Regions from separate parts of the Homo sapiens genome. Here region 2 is linked to region 1. The links are chromatin loops, found by intact Hi-C in ENCODE. Cell type or tissue: OCI-LY7. All regions are shown on one strand. Each heading gives the region's core, and the rest is flanking DNA. Links, peaks and the distances in the headings are about the cores only. Region 1 overlaps LARS2 (leucyl-tRNA synthetase 2, mitochondrial). Region 2 overlaps LIMD1 (LIM domain containing 1).

Region 1 (8,332 bases), core at 42-8,041:
ATGTGAAGTCAGCAATTAAGTGTTCCCACTAGAACTGACCTAAGCCACTGATTAATATTTAATGAGGGAAGGTAGGGGAGAATCTAGCCATTTTATAATGCCAGAAATCTATATATGTTATCTGATGCCATTTTTCTGAAGTAGCCTCACATGTGGTCCCCCTGCAGTTCAGCAGTTAACAGATGACTTTTTTAGTGTAATAAAATGTTTATCATCTATGACTTCAGGACATATGTGTGATCCTGGAATACACCATATTCCAATTTCAGAGTTAATTACAAACAGATTGAGGTATTCCATCATCATCGGAAGCATTGGCTGTGTGTCTGACTCCACATGGAATGCTATAAAGTGGGATACATGTGGTTCTTCTTGTTCCAGAACTTACAGTCCATGGTAGACAACACTGATACAGGCAAACTAGCAACAGCAATTAAGTCACTGGTTCTCAGACTTAATACTCTGCCTGGTCCTCATGCCCAGATATTCCAATTTAATTGGTCCATGGTGTGGCTTGAACACCAGGAATCTTTAAAACTCCACAAGTGATTCTAATGGGCAGCAAAGTTTGAGAATCACTGGACACATTGATGCACTTGAGCCATCATTTCTATCTAGTTCTTCCTCTTCCTAATCTTCAGGTTAGCGGGGATAAGTTTGGTCCAGGACCAAGAGTTGGACCAAAAGGGAAGACAGGGGCCAGAAGTCTAGAGTGCTAGAGCCGACTTGAATGTACTCAGTCTCATTGCACATGGCAGTGAATATGGATTAAATATAAGCCCATGAAAATATTTGGTACAAGGAAGGAGTGAGTGATTTTGATTATCTTGTTATTTCCTAGTAAGCTAAGTGGTCTTGAACAAGATGAGGGAAGGGAGCCCTTTATTTGCATGTGATCTGACCAGAGCAATGGGCCAGTAAAGCCTCAAGGCTGCTAGACTGACCAGCTGGCTGACACCAGCATGGCTCTGAAGAAATTGCTCCAAGAGGATAAAGCTTTTGCAAACAAGAGCTCATCAGTACATACTAAGAGACAGTATGGGTAATGGAACAACTGGACAGAAAACTCTGACCCCTGGGAGTGAGGTGGTGGGGAATAATCTCAGCCATTTATTGACTGTCTTGTTGAGGTCAGAAACTGGACTCAGCAGGTTCACAATAATTATCTTATTTAATTCCCACAAAAACTCTAGAGGGAAGGAATTATTCTCTCATAAAAGAAGAAACCCAGGCTCTGAGGTTCAATAATTGTCTCAGTTTTCACAGCTAATAAGTAGGAGAACTGGGATCCAAGCCCACATCTTCTGTCCTCCACGTTTGCCTCCCCGCCATGTCTACCAGTCCCCTCACCTAATTGTCCATGTTACTTGGTGTACACAGTCAGGTGAGATGGCTCCCAAAACCACTGGCATTTTGAGCAGAGTGTGGCTGGGGTTTCCCTCCTGGAAAGCCTGTAAACCTGGGAAATCACAGAGGTGGTGTCCTCTCTGCAGGGGCAGTGGTGGGTGAGAGGCCAAGAGCATGTGGTTAGTTCCAGAGAGCTGGGAAAGGTCATCCAGCAAGTGGAAGACGTAGACTCGTGGGCGGGTATCAGGGTTATTTCTATTGGGGCAATAAGAGAACAGAGTTTGTGCCCAGGGAAAGTGGTGCTCCATGGCAAATGCTACCACAATAGGAGCCAGCTGTCTGCCTAAGAAAATTGATCTCTAAGACCCTAAAACAATTAGTAAGCTGGGAAACAGCACAGGCATATTTCATCCCAGCCTAAATGCACACCTTCAGGGGATTGGCTAAGAAAAGCAGGGTACATCCAGTCAATGGAAGGCGAGGCAGCCAGCAACAGATGGTTTTTCAAAAACATGTAGCTTGGAAATTTTCTCATGAATGAAGGAAGATACATGCACAATGCAATCCTGACCATTTTTTTTCAACGCTTACAAAGAAAATTGAGAGCAGGAAATTTGCTTGCATATCATAGGCTGAGACTCCTACAAGTCATTTTTTTCCTTCTGTCTACTTTTTTGCATTTTCTCATTTTTATTGGCCATGAAGTATTTCAGTAATACTTCATGAGGCAAAACATCAAAATGTACAATTTTGTGAAGCTCTAAATGAGCTAAAAACCTGTTTCCCTTGATTTTTCTTTTCTTCTCCCAGGCAGGATATCTAGCTGCCTGTGAGGATGTATCCTAGCTAGGAAAACATGCTCCTTTCCTTGTATGAAGTGGAATCCAAAGAAACAAAAAGCAGCCCCCATGAAGTTCCTGCTCACGGAGTTGCTCAGTCTGGGCAGGTGTGGGGAGCTCCCTTTCTTGTATCTCAGTCTTAGGCTCTTGCAACCTTGCAACAGAAGAACGGAAGGCAACGTTCCCCTAATGGAACTCTCCTGCTCACTTGCTGTCAGATTCAAGGTTGTGGATAAGACCGAAAAAGGAGGCATTATCACCTCCTTTTGCAGATAACGAAACTTGAGACCATGACAGTAAGTGATGATGTATCTTGACCCCCAATCTGTGCTCATTCCACTTAGAGCACCCCCTCCCCGTACTACCATCAGGCAAAGTGTAGTGCAGGAGGTAAACTTTCTTTCTTTCTTTTTTTTTTTTTTTTTCTTTGAGACAGCGTCTCACTTCATCACCCAGGCTGGAGTGCAGCGGTGCAGTCTAAGCTCACTGCAACCTCTGCCTCTGGGGTTCAAGTGATTCTCGTGCCTTAGCCACCTGAGTAGTTGGGATTACAGGCATGGACCACCACACCCAGCTAATTTAGGAGGTAAACTTTCTTAACTGGCGGGCCCAGCTGGACTGTATAAGTCAAGGAAAGGCAGAGGGGTAGATAAAAAGGAGAGTTTTCCCTCGTCTTTCTTCCTGTGAGAAGAGCAAGCAGAAAACAGCTGTTTCGTGGGCTGGGTCCCTGCCTGACACTCAGAGCGTGGGTGGCTAAAGGCTCTCATCCAAGCTGATGAGCTTGGAGAAAGGAATCTAGGGTGACCAACAACGAGCAAGTAGGGAAATCCCCCGAGGGCGGGTGGGTGGTTGGTGATGGTGCTGGTAGGGAGGGGAGAGCCTGGAGCAGCCAGGGAAAGGCCAGTCCTGTAGGCAGAGGCCTCAGATCCAAGGGTGGGCCCAATGACCTCACTCCAGGCCTCCAGTGCCCTCCCTCAGCCTGTCCACATGAGGGGCTGGAGGCAGCTGTGCAGAGATAATGAGGCCCTGGAGGGGAGGTGGTGACCAGGACTGCTGGAACCCAATGCCCCATGACTCATCTCCCTGTGCCTTAAGCCCTGAACTTGAATTTCAGTTCTTATTCAGCCTCTGGAAGAGCACACCTAAGACAGACACCCTGTATACAGGGGCCATGGGCTGCAATCTCCCGACATTACAACAATAATATCTATCATTTCTGAGGACTAATTATGGGCCAGGCCCTGTTCTAAGTGCTTTGCCACATAAGGAGCCTTGCCCAAGACCACACACAAGAAGGTGGCAGAGCCGTGATCCCACTCTGCTCCACCTCGCTGGTTCCCAAAGACCTTTATGCAAACCAGCCCTTGAACCTCCTGAATTTTCCCAGATGGTCCTTATTTATAGCTTTCTCTCCAGTTGTTCCCCAAATGCCCTAGAGCCTGCCAAAACCACACTTCCTCATGTGTATCTGTGAACGTTGGCTCGCTGTGGGCACACACCTGGTTGAATGCATCCCTGAAGTTCTGAGGCACCCAATTCAGCATGTGGGGTCGGCTCTCTCTCAGCCTGGGACTGACGGCTCCCAGGGAGCCATCACCCCTGGCAGACAGAGCCTCCTTTGGACACCATCCCTGGGACCTAGAAGCCAGGAAGCCATCCTTGCTCAACTCCACCTACTGTGAGGAAAATCCCATGGCAGAGGGGAGAGGGGAGACCTGTTCTAGACCTCCCCGATGATAAGCACTCCTTGGCATCTCAGCAGCCCCATCTGTGTCTTCCGCAGATCATCTTTTCCACAAACAATAGAAGAGCCCCATCTGGGATTAATTGAGGAGGGTTCAGCCCTGGTCCCATCCAAGGGAGGCCTCACCTACCACATCTGCTGCTGCATACTCATGGCTGCCTTCAGAACTCAGAGGAGAACTAGATCTTAGGGGAGGGGTTCCCCTTCCTCAGGCACTGTCGCGGGGGTGTAGAAAGGAATAATGTGTCCTTTACACTGTGAGATCCATAGAGGAAGCAGGCACCCAAAGATTGATGCCATTCATTGGGTCTGGTTTGTCAATCATCAAGGCCAGACTGGGCCAGAGGGGCTTTGTCAGGTGGACTCAGAGAGAGACTCACTTGTCAGTGCACAAGAGGGCAGCCACTGCACAGACATAGGCTGAGAGCTGCGAAGAGGGAACCTAAAGCAAGTGTCGCCAGATATCCCCATTATTAGTTATCAGCTAACTCTTAGTTTTCAGTTAACATCATAGTTTCCAGGAAATATTTTAGTTTTCTATTAATATTTTAATTAACTACTAGCATCAGAGTCATCAGCAAATATCTAAGTCATCAGTAAACATCTTAGGTGTCAGTTTCCTCTGAGTGAATGTAGTAGACCTCTTAGTCATCATTTACTTCATTATTACCAGTTATGCACTAATAATTAGTGGTCTGCTAATATCTCGTCTACCAATCATCTTCAGCAATAAACATGCTTTAATTATCAGCTGATAATTAATGTAGCCATAACAAATAAACCCCCAAATGTCAGTGGTCTGACCCAGCAAACTTTATTTCTCTTTCCCATGAGTCTAATCCTCTAGAGAAGGGAACAGGGGAGGAGGTTCTGTTCCGTTCAGTTCCAGCTTGACGGAGGGTTCGTGCAGACTACACAGTCTTCAGCTCTTGGCTTTCATGGTTGCCCCTGACATCAAATCCAGCCCGCAGATAAGGGGGAGAGAGGTGGAGTGTCACAGTGGCTTTGGCCAGGTCTGGAAACAGTGTACATCACTTCTGCCCACTTCCTCTTGGCCAGAATTCAGTCACGTGCCTCAGCCAATTGCTAGGGGCTGGGTAGCCACTTCCCAGCAGCAACTCTGCAGGAGGGAAGGGGGGCCTGATCTTGGAGGGCAGCTGGCTGCCTCTGCCACATGGACAATCTTTGTTTTCGAATTGTTGCTTGTCAGTGTACACCTAAGTTACCTTCTAAGTATCTCAGGTGTCTGCTAACCACCTTGTTTTGCAGCTACTCCTGAGTCACAGCTGTTTGGCTTCTAAATCTGTGACAGCTGCTGTGAGTCTAAAATAGCAGAGCAATCACAGACTCTTGTTGCCTGCCAAACTGGGATGGTGCCTGCCCCTTGCTCGAGACTTTGCATGGAGATGTGTGAAGTCACGGACGTGCTTTGTGCCATTTTATAAAATACCGGGTTTACTCCGAGGGTTTGTTTATTGGTCCCCAATTCTCCCCACCTTCCTTCTTCTGTGAGGCTAACACATTGGTTTGTGAGACAGTTTGGAGTATTTTGTTTTAGGGGGTGTCAGGACATTTTGAAAGGTAGAGAAAGTCAGGCTTCCCAGATGCCCTGCAGGAAACCTGGGAAATTCTCCAGATTCCTGCTCCTAAAAGGTCATGGCTGCTCATTCAGGGTGGAAATGTGACACTTCCCCAGAAGCCTCACTGTGCTCTGGTCTAGGAGACTCACACCTCACCCCAACACACACACACACCCCACCCCACCCCCCCCACACACTACATACACCATACACCACCTACACCACACCACACACATGCACACGTATACACCACATACCACACATTCATACACACCACACAGCTGAGGGCCTGCTTTGGGGGAAGGTAATTTATTTTTGCCTGACAGAAGAACGTGCCTCACACCATGTGGCTGTGGAGGTGGAGAGGGCAACGTAGTCTTGAGAGTTCATCAGAGTCACAGCTGTTAGGGAAGTGCCTGGGCCTGGGGCCAAGGTGGACAGTGAAACAGGAAGGCTGCCCCCATTTCCACATGTGCTCACATGGGGCTCCCCCACCTGAGGCCTCCAACTACAGGTGCACCCCTCCCCTGACAGCACCCACCTCTGGTGGGAGTCTTCTGTATGATTAATAAAAAGCGTAGTAATAATAATCATATGTAATGGCCATGGTATATTGAGTGTTACTTTTTTTTTTTTTTTAGACAAGGTCTCACTCTGTCACCCAGGCTGGAGTACAGTGTCATGACACTGCAGCCTCAACTTGCCAGGCTCAAGTCATCCTCCTGCCTCAGCCTCCCTAATAGCTGGGACCGTAGGCATGCACAAGCACACCCAGCTAATTTTTTTTGATTGTTTGTACAGACAGGGACCTACTCCCTTTGTGCCACAGATTGAGCTTGACAGATGGCCCAGAGGGTGAGGGGGCTTTCAGGAACTTGTCTGGGCTCTATTGTTTATGAACCATGAGATCTTTGCAGGCTCCTTAACCTTTCTGTGCCTCTGTTTCCTCCTCTGTGAAATGGAGAGAATGGCTCCAACCTCTGCCTTGTGAGGGTGCACTGAAGCAATGTGTGTGTAACAGGCTCCGGACAGCGCAGGGCGCACAGTGAGTGCACTACTCTTCGGTCATCCAGCACTCTTAGGAGGACGTGTTTCATCCCATGGAATCCTCACCAGCCATGTGTGAGGAGTGCTCACTTTACAGATGAGGAAACAGGCTTGGCAATATCAGGTAACCTGCCTGAGGCCACCTGGCCTCCCTTCTGCTCCGGCAGAAGCCCCACCCTGGCCTGGGTAAGCCTGGGAGCCAGTGCCACATCCTGATGGGGATGTGGACAGGGAACAGGCAGCCTCTCCGCCCTCCAGTGCCCTGAGGAGCAGCCTCCAGAGGAAGAGGAGTTGCCAGTCTCCCTGGCCTGCCAGGAAAAGGTGAGTCCTGAGGCAGTCCTGTGGGGTGCATTGGCTATCCAGGGAGGGAGAGAGGAGGAGGTCAGAGGCCTGGTCTTGATTCTCATGGGCTTCCCTTCCTGCAGCCCTTCCTTTTCCTTTGGCCACTCATGACTGCGGGTTCCAGCCTGGGCAACATAGTCAGACCCCATCTCTACAAAAATTTAAAAATTAGCCAGGTGTGGTGTGCACACCCGTGTCCCCAGCTACTCAGGAAGTTGAGGTGAGAGGATCACTTGATCCCAGGAGGTGAAGGCTGTAGTGAGCTAAGATCACGCCACTGCATTCCAGCCTGGGTGACAGAGCGAGACCCTATCTCAATAAAAATTTTAAAGACTACTGAGTGACCACAGGTGGGGTGGGTGTTCCCTGGGGGCTGCAGCGGAGATCAGGCTCAATCGAGGTCCATGCTGGGACCCGTGAGAGGTAGTGACAAACAAGGGCCTCCCAGAGGGTAGTTGAGGCTCAAGGTTGGCTTTGGGAGTCAGGGAGAGACAATGGTAGTGGGATGGAGGGGTCTTCCATCTTGTTTTTTTTTTCTAGGTGCTGATCTCTCCCTGAAACCCAAGGGTCAGTTCAAGAGATAGGAATTGTGACTGTCTGTTGCTCCCCCAGGGTGTGTGTGTGCCTGTGCCCAGGCACTGAGCAGTGGCTCAAGGGCAGAGTCCAGGGGAGGACAAAGACCACCAGGTCACCTAGAGGGTTGTGCTCACCTGCACCTGCTGCCACAACCCCACAAGCTACTACAAACCTTGGATCAGCCTCACTGCTCTGTAGTATGCTAAGCAAATTATATCTGGAGTTGAATAAGACAGTCTGTCCATTCCCCCACCTCACTCCTCACTGCTTCTTGGATAGGCAGGGTGCGCTCCTGCCTCAAGACCTCACACCTGCTGTCGCTCTACCCAGAGAGCTCCTCCCCACATGGCTCACTCTCTCCTCCTTCTGTTGTCTGCTCCCAGTGAGGTCTTCCCTGGCCATCCTACATAAAATACCACCCCACCCCAGCACTCCCTACCCCCTAGCAAATAGCAGTATATTTTGCTTAATTTCCTGTGTCTTGTTCTATCATTTGTCTTCCCTTCCAGAATATCGGCATCATGAGGGCAGGGACTTTTGCAGCTTTATTTATTTATAGCAGTTTTATCATCTATTATATCTCCAGACCTAGACTGCCATTCAGGCACACCATAGGTGCTCAATAAGTATTTGAACGAATGAATGAACCCCTGTGCACCTGGCTAGTGTATTATGGGAGTCAGACAACTCACTGCAGCCCCTAGATACTCAGGGGGATCCCAGGCCGGCACCATGGGCATCACCTTGGGTGCTTGTTAGAAATGCTTATTCTTGGACCCCACCCCAGACCTGTTGAATCAGAAACTGCATTTTACTGAGATCATTGGATGATTCCCAAATGCACATTACAGTCTGAG
Region 2 (8,332 bases), core at 322-8,321, 61 kb after region 1:
ATAGGTGTGATCATAGTACACTACAGCCTCAAGCTCTTGGGCTCAAGCAGTCCTCTTGCCTCAGCCTCCCAGGTAGCTGGGATACAGGCATGTGCCACCGCGCCTGGCTCTGAATGGTTCCTTGGTTTCCTTGGTGGGTGGAGCTCCAGATTCCTGAAGCTGGAGTTGTGGGCATGAACCCCAAGTGGGTCACTGGCTTTCCTGCGGGGTTCCACAGCCCTCACTTACCCCTGCCCCAGACCTATCTTTGCATTACCACATCCAGAAAAAGTAGTTCCAAGCCAGGATAACTCATTCATTCAGCAGCTATTATTGAGTACCTACTATGTGCAAGAGACTGAATTAGGACTACTAGGGCTTCCTTTTGTCACAAACAGGTATTGCTTAGTTCCTCCTGCTGTATCTGAGCTCCTTGGTAGTGGGGTTTTTGTCTGTTTTGTTCACTGTTGTATCCCCAGGGCCCAAGGCACTGCCTGGCACACAGCAGGTACCCAGTGGAAACTTACTGAATGAGGCTGGGTGCGGTGGCCCATGCCTGTAATCCCAGCACTTTGGGAGGCCGAGGTGGGCAGATCACAAGGTCAGGAGATCGAGACCAGCCTGACCAACATGGTGAAACCCCATCTCTACTAAAACTACAAAAATTAGCTAGGCATGATGGCGCGCGCCTGTAATCCCAGCTACTCGGGAGGCTGAGGCAGAAGAATCACTTGAACCCGGGAGGCGAGTGAGCCGAGATTGTGCCACTGCATTCCAGCCTGGGCAACAGAGCAAGGCTCTGTCTCAAGAAAAAAAAGACTTCTCGAATGAATATGTGTACACTCTGGCCAGATGTGGGGAGCAGATACTCCCTGACTTCCTCCTGAGTGTCAGTGCCTTTAGCTGGGACACACATTCTGGCATCAATCCATACCCTACACTGACGTGGTAGGGAGGCAGGGGCACTGGGCTGCTGTCCACATCCCTCACCCTGACCAGAGTTACTCAGATGAGCGCTCTCATGTGGGTAGGAGATGCCTTTGGTAGCTGAGGACTAGAGGGGCCAGAAAGGGTTGGGATACATGCTTTATCTGGATAGAAACTTATAGAGTTCCAGGGACTAGCTCACCAAAGGCCTGCGCAGGTTTGGCAGGGAGCAGGGAGACATGCTGGCAGGCATGCATGGTGGCTTTGATTTGAGGAGCTGTTGGTGGGAATGAAAAGCCTAATAAGCACGTGGGCTTTGGATCTGCCACCCCCCAGCTCTGCCAACAGCTGTGAGACCTTGGGCGGGTTGTTCAGCAGCCCTGTACCTCAGTTTCCCCATCAGTAAAATGTGCATATGGTTGTGAGGACTGAATTAGCTAGTATCTGATCTAAGTTGTCCAGTACGGGAGACTGGCCACGTGCAACTGTGAAGTACTTCAAAAGGTGGCTTTTCTGAACTGAGATGTGCTTTTGAAGCACATCTGGATTTTGAAGACTTGGTATGGAGAAAAGAGTGGCTTATTAATATTTTTCATATTGATTCTATGTTGAAATGAGACTTTTGGATATATTGGCCTAAGTAAAACATTAAAATTAGTTTCACCTATTTTTACTTCCTAAGTATGGATACTTGAAAATGTAAAATCGCACGTGGCTTGCATATTTTTCTGCTGGGCAGGGCTGTGCCTTACAAAGCACTTAGAACAGGCTGTAACACATGGTCGTTTGCTGTATACATTCTCTTGCTTTGTCATTTTCTCAAAAGCATGGAAGCGTCTTTACCTTGTCCCATCTGAAAGCCAAGCCCAATCGATTTGTTCAGAACCACAAATGCTTAAACAAAAAGATCATCATTTGTTCAAGGGAGGCTGATTTCATGATTGCCAACCACCAAGTGAGCCCACTGAGGCCAAATGCCTGATGCAAGGGATGGCAGGCTGCTCCCACGCAGCCTTAGAACGAATCCGTTCCCACTTGAAGCAGGGGGGCTCTGGGGTCCGAAGCTGCTGTGTGCACAGGGCTTGATGGAGCAGGTGGTCATTGCAGCTGAGCCAACTTTCCAGCGCCTTAAAAAATACACTCAGTTTAGCAAGTACAGGCAGAAAGCCCAAAGAGATGGCCCATCCCCTTGAGGGAGGTAGAGAAGTGAACGATGGTGTTTCCTGTCCCAAGAGGTGGGAGGAAGGCTGTTTGGGATTTGGCTCATCAGGGGCCACAGGCTACTGGGATGCCTATGTCCTATCCCTCTGTGTAGGCTATGGAGCCCTTTCCTGGGTATGGGCCTCCCAATAAGCCTGTGGCCAATGCAGGGGCAGGCTGGGAGGTGGCTTTCCAGGCAGCTTGCAAAGGCCTGTTTGTCTGAGGCTTGTCCTGACATCACTGAGGCTTTGCTTGCAGGTGGCAGGGACTTACACAGAGGCTCTTTGTTGGCCAGCCACAGAGGTCAGTTAGAAGCCATGAATGGACTGGAGCTGGCAGCCCCTCCTCTACCCATAGCACACAGCTGCCACCTCTCTGGGTTGCCCATGCCTGACGGTGGGTGTGTGAGGTGTGGGGAGAGGCATCTCTGCCCAAATTTGTAGCCAGAGAGCAGAGGAAGTGAAGTTGGTGGGAGGCGGTGAGGAAGGCAGGGAGAAAGAAAGGAGGTGGTGTTGAGGAAGCTAGCATGGCTTCTGCCCAGCTCTGTCATGGTTTGCAGGTGCGCGCTCTCTCTCTCTCTCTCTCTCTCTCTCTCTTTAAAGACAAATTCTCACTCTGTACCCAGGTTAGAGTTCAGTGGCACCATCTTAGCTCACTGTAGCCTTGGCTTCCTGGGCTCAAGCAATCCTCCCATCCCAGCCCCCCGAATAACTGGAAACACAGGTATGCACAACCATGCCTGGCTAATTTGTTAATTTTTGTAGAGGCAGGGTCTCGCTGTCTTGCCCAGGCTGGTCTTGAACTCCTGGGCTCAAGTGATCCTCCCACCTCGGCCTCCCAAAGTGCTAGGATAACAGGTGTGAGCCACTGTGCCAGGCCTTTTGCAGGCTATTTGATGTCTGCATTGGATACTTGGGGTCAGGCTCAATGCCTGGAAGTCATTTAGTGTCATTCTGCTGTGCTCTATTACTTTAAGCATTCACAAGCCTTTCCACACTCTCACTTCTTGATAGGAGGAGTGTCTAGGAATTGTTTTCAAAATGCTGTATTTGCATACAGAGAAATGTGTAGTTCAGTGAGTTTTGACAGATGCATGCACCTGTGTGACCCACATTCCTATCAAGATATAGAATAGTTCCATCCCCAGAAAGTTCCCTCATGCTTCTTTCCAGTTAGTGCTCACCTCCAGGCAACTACAATTCTGATTTTTTAAAATCATTTATTAGTTTTGCCCATTCTAAGATGTAATATAAATGGATTCATATAGTATTTATATACAGTTGATCTTCATTATCCACAGATTCTGTATTTGTGAATCAGCTTACTTGCTAAAATTTATTTGTAACCCCAAAATTAATACTCACAGTTCTTTTGTGATCATTCACAGATATAACAGAGTGCTGAAAAGTTTGAGTCCCCTGACGCCTATCTTCCCAGCTGAAGTCGAACAAGGCAACGCTCCGCCTTCTTGTTTCAGGTCATGCAGTAAACAGGTGTCCTTTTCATGGTCTATTTAGTGCCATGGTTTTTGCATTTTTGTGGTTTTTGTTGATGATTTTGCTGTTTCAAATGGCCCCCAGGCACAGTGCTGGAGTGCTTTCTAGTGTTCCTAAGAGCAAGAGGGCTGTGATGTGCTTTACAACGAGAATATGTATGAGAGAAGCTTTCTTCAGGCACGAGCTACAGGGCTGTTGGCTGAGGGTTCGATGTTAATGAATCAACAATATATACTAAGGAAGGTGTCTCTAAATAGAAGCACACATAAAACAAGGTCATATATTCATCAGTTGATGAAAGTGTTGTGGTCAGAAGTTTTCAGAAACCTAACCCTGTATTTCTGCCAGAAGCAGTGGTTCAGTATTGACTGATTCAGTATTCTTGCCAAATAATGAGAATCAACTATAGTACTCCTTTGTCCAGCTTATTTCACTCAGATAATATCTGTGAAATTCAGCTATGCTGTTGCATTATCAACTGGGCTTTTTGCATTATCAATTGTGCTTTTGTTTTACTGCTGAGTAATATTACATTGTATGGATACACCACAAGATTTGTTTTTCCATTTCCCTGTTGAGGTTTTTTTTTTTTTTTCATTTTTGGCTATTATGAATAAGTCTGTTAGGATTGTTTTTGTGTAAGACTTTGGGTTTTTTTTTTGTTTGTTTTTTTCTTTTGTAAATATGGGATCTCGCTATGTTGTCCAGGTTGGTTTTGAACTCCTGGCTTCAAGTGATTCTCCTGCCTTGGCCTCCTAAAGTGCTGGAATTATAGGCATGAGCCACTGCACCTTATATGTACAAGTCTTTGTATAGACACAGGCTTTCGTTTCTCTTGGGTAAATACCTAGGAGTAGAATTGCTGGATCATGGAGTAGGTGTATGTATAACTTTTTTAGCAACTGCCAAAAACTTTTCCAAAGTGGCCGTGCCACTTAGCATTCCCACAGCAGTGTGAAAGTTCCTCTGATTCTCCAGCTGTTTTTAGAATTTCTTGGGGGCCCTGCTTTACTTGTTGCTTTCTAAGCCACCTGTTCTCTGAGCTGGCAACGCTTGGCTGATACCCTCCCAATTTCCTCTGTTAAAATATTATCTTCACAAGATATTTTATTCCTTTCTTGATAGTGATGGGCTGTGAGCCCATCACTATTTTACTTTGCTTCTTTGCTCTCTTAAGAGTTTGATTTAAAAAACATTTTTTTGTTTTTGCTTTTACCAGTTTTCTCTAGTACAGAAATCCTCTTAGGCTGGGCACAGTGGCTCATGCTTGTCATCCCAGCACTTTGGGAGGCCGAGGCGGGTGGATCACGAGGTCAGGAGATCGAGACCATCCTGGCTAACATGGTGAAACCCAGCCTCTACAACAAATATAAAAAATTAGCCGGGCGTGGTGGCGGGCACCTGTAGTTAAAAAAAAAAAAAAAAAAGGAAATCCTCTGCCCGGGTGCTGTGGTTCACGCACTTTGTAATCCCAGCACTTTGGGAGCTGAGGCAGGGGGATTGCTTGAGCTTAGAGATTCAAGACCAGCCTGGGCAACATGGTGAAACTTTGTCTCTACGAAAAATAAAAAAATTAGCTGGGCGTGGTGGTGCGTGCCTATAGTTCCAGGTACCGGGGAGGCTGAGGTGGGAGGATCATATGAGCCCAGGAGGTCAAAGCTGCAGTGAGCCATGATCACACCACTGCATTCCAGCCTGGGCAACAGAATGAGGCCCTGTCTCAAAAAAAGTGATAATAATAATAAAATAAAAAATAAATTCCTGGGTGTTTTTTTTTTTTTTTGCCGTTTTTTAAACCTTAAACACAGCTAACTGTAGAAAAGTCAGAAAGTATAGAAAAAAATTGGAAAGGTCACCGATCATCCTACTCTAGGGATAATCACTGTTAGGATAGACTTTTTTTTCTTTTACACATAGATATTTAATTTTAAAGAATTTGAGTGAACTAAAATTAACTTTGTTGTAGATTTGGGGACTTTAGTGAAAGTTGGGCCAATAGAGGATGTCGGGGAGCAGAACTTCCCCTCTTCTCTCTTGGGGTCCTGGTGGGGTCTGAAAACTAAATTGACATAGGTAAATAGAAGAGCATACACATTTAATAAAAGTTCTATGTGACACGGGAGCCCTCATAAACAAATGAAGACCCAAAGCAGTGGCAAAACATACATGTGTTTATATGAGGTTGAACAAAGAGAGGCATTTGTGGGAAAGTAACCAAATTATGTGGGGAGGCTAAAGGAAAGTAAGCCTTATTTTAACAAGGTCTGTTTGTACAGAATTTTCTCTGCTGTTACTCTCCATTGAAGAGTGTTTGTTTTCTCATGGTACAGGGAGGGCACCTTTTATTTTATTTTGTATTTTATTTGTATGGATTTAGGGGGGAGAAGTGCACTTTTGTTACATGGATCTATTGCCTACTGGTGAAATCTGGGTTTTAGTGTAACCATCAACTGAACAGTGTAAATTGTTCCCACTAAGTAATTTCTGGCTGGGCAGTAATCCCAGCACTTTGGGAGGCTGAGGGGAGTGGGGATATCTTGAGCCTGGGAAGTTGAGGCTGCCTGGGCCACATGGCAAAACCCCATCTCTACTAAAAATGCGAAAAATTAGCCGGGCAAGGTGGTGCGTGCCTGTGGTTCCAGCTACTTTGGAGGCTGAGGTGGGAGGACTGCCTGAGACTGGGAAGTTGAGGCTGCAGTGATCCATAGTCACGCCTGTGTACTCCAACCTGGGTGGGTTGACAACTTGTCTCAAAAAAAAAAAAAAGTAATTTCTCATCCCTCACTCCCCACCCACCCTCTTCCCCTTCCCTTCTAAGCCTCCAATGTCTGTCATTCCGCACTGTATGTCCATAGGGAGGGGGTACCTTTTACATGGGAGTTTTCGTCTCCTGAAGATGAAGATGCCCTTCTTGCATCTGCTGTTTTTCAAGTGTCTTTAGTTTGATATAATACTATGTCAAAGTGGCATATTTTGGGGCGGCATCTTCAGCCAGCCTTCAGGGGCCTCTAGGGATTAAAAATAGAGTTCAGAAGCCAGCATATGAAACATTTTCCCTTTCTGCTACTTGTTGGCAATGCTGCTTCCCTCTGGTTTAAGAAACTTTCTGGGAGACTTGTGTCACCCCAGTTTCTGCCTTTATTTTTCGCAGGAATGGCTGGGTTCTATTTTGATATGAGTAATTTTGGAATCAGAATTGAGAACTGGGCCCCCTTCCTCCTGACCCCAACAGGGATCTCTTGCCAGCTGCCCCCAACAGGGATCTCTTGCCAGCATCTTCCTGACAAACCTCTGTTCCTTGCTGTCTCACTCTCTCGAGGGACAGCTGGACAAGTGTCAATGAGTTGAGATTGTTAGAAGGTTTTTCTTCTCCAGCCAGCAGCCTTCCCAAAGACCTGACCTACTTAGCAGGCAGATGGATCCTGTAAAAACAAAACCGGGTCACATCCCTCCTGGGCTTGGAAAGAATCCTTCAGTGCCCCCGACCCCTTCTTCCTCACCCACAGAATTGGAGCCAAAGTCCTGAAAGTAGCCTTGGAGGTCCTGCCTTCCCCACCCTGAGTCCCTGCTGTGTGCTGCACCCGGGTCCCCCTCCTGGCTGTGAGCCCATCACTATTCCAGTTTCTTTCCACTGCACAAGGTAGTTGTTCAGGCCCCTCCCTGAAAGATGTGTTGGTTCTTCAAGATTCACAAGCAAATCATGCCTGTGTGTGCATTGCAGATAGCTCACTTACATTAGATTTGATATGAGAAAGTCTTTTTTTTTTTTTTTGAGACGGAATCTTGCTTTGTCTCCCAGGCTGGAGTGTGGTGGCGCAATCTTGGCTCACTGCAGCCTCTGTCTCCCGGGCTCAAGTGATTCAAGCTGAGGTTACAGGTGTGCGCCACCATGCCCAGCTAATTTTTGTATTTTTAGTAGAGACGGGGTTTCACCATGTTGGCTAGGCTGGTCTCGAACTCCTGACCTCGTGATCCACCCGCCTTGGCCTCCCAAAGTGCTGGGATTACAGGTGTGAGCCACCGTGCCTGGCCTATTTTTTTTTTTTTTTTTGAGACAGAGTCTAGCTCTGTCGCCCAGGCTGGAGTGCAGTGGCACCATCTCAGCTCACTGCAGCCTCTGCCTCTCAGGTTCAAGCAGTTCTCCTGCCTCGGCCTCCCTAGTAGCTGGGACTACAGGTGTGTGCCACCCCACCTGGCTAATTTATTTTATTATTATTTGTATTTTTAGTAGAGATGGGGTTTCACCATGTTGGCCAGGCTGGTCTCAAACTCCTGACCTCAGGTGATCTACTCACCTCGGCCTCCCAAAGTGCTGGGATTACAGGTGTGAGCCACTGCACCAGTCCAAGATAGTCTTAAAAAGCAATGTTTTTGTCTTTTCTAAGAAAGGGCCCTGATGGTTTGCCCTGCGTTACACTCCCAGGCAGGCACAGAACCGATGTTAAACTCTCCATTTTATCACATGAACCCTGCCCAGTGCCCTACCCATTCCTCCCACGCCAGGCTCATGACTGCATGTCAAGCACAGTTGTGCCAGGTGTCTACCTGCTCCATTTCTCCTCCTCCCAGCAGCCCTGCAAAGTGCCCGCCAATTTTCTCTCCTGTTTTGAAGATGCGAAAACTAAAGCAGAGAGCCACAAGGTCACTCACCTGGTAAGCTGCAGAACTGAACAAAGTGTGCTTGTGAAACTTTCTGTTTGTTCTAAGGAGACAACTGTGGGTGGGTGGAC

Evidence for each region. A loop is a pair of places that touch in the nucleus more often than their neighbours do. Peaks named below come from ENCODE experiments on the same cell type or tissue, not always from the same donor. Only the 100,000 strongest peaks of a DNase experiment are listed, where the experiment ranks them.
Region 2: a loop joins it to region 1, with 6 times the contacts of the local background. A loop is called at or near these places in 4 of 110 quality-filtered maps.

Annotation. Positions count from the first base shown.
Region 1 is chr3:45,548,617-45,556,948 of GRCh38, forward strand. LARS2 (leucyl-tRNA synthetase 2, mitochondrial) reads left to right here. Exons shown (of 22, transcript NM_015340.4): 22 at 1-791. Among named protein-coding and RNA genes, the nearest start is that of LIMD1, 42 kb to the right of the region's middle. RefSeq lists enhancers at 2,607-3,806, 4,859-4,958, 6,219-6,268. In OCI-LY7, for the core only: a CTCF peak has its summit at 4,342 (motif pointing right); DNase peaks (open chromatin) are centred at 5,255 and 5,885; H3K4me3 peaks cover 989 bases; H3K27ac peaks cover 1,469 bases.
Region 2 is chr3:45,609,399-45,617,730 of GRCh38, forward strand. The region is part of intron 1 of LIMD1 (LIM domain containing 1); the gene reads left to right. Among named protein-coding and RNA genes, the nearest start is that of LIMD1, 19 kb to the left of the region's middle. RefSeq lists enhancers at 2,324-2,393, 3,451-3,500 and a silencer at 5,730-5,829. In OCI-LY7, for the core only: no CTCF peak of the experiment used is centred there; a DNase peak (open chromatin) is centred at 3,623; H3K4me3 peaks cover 365 bases.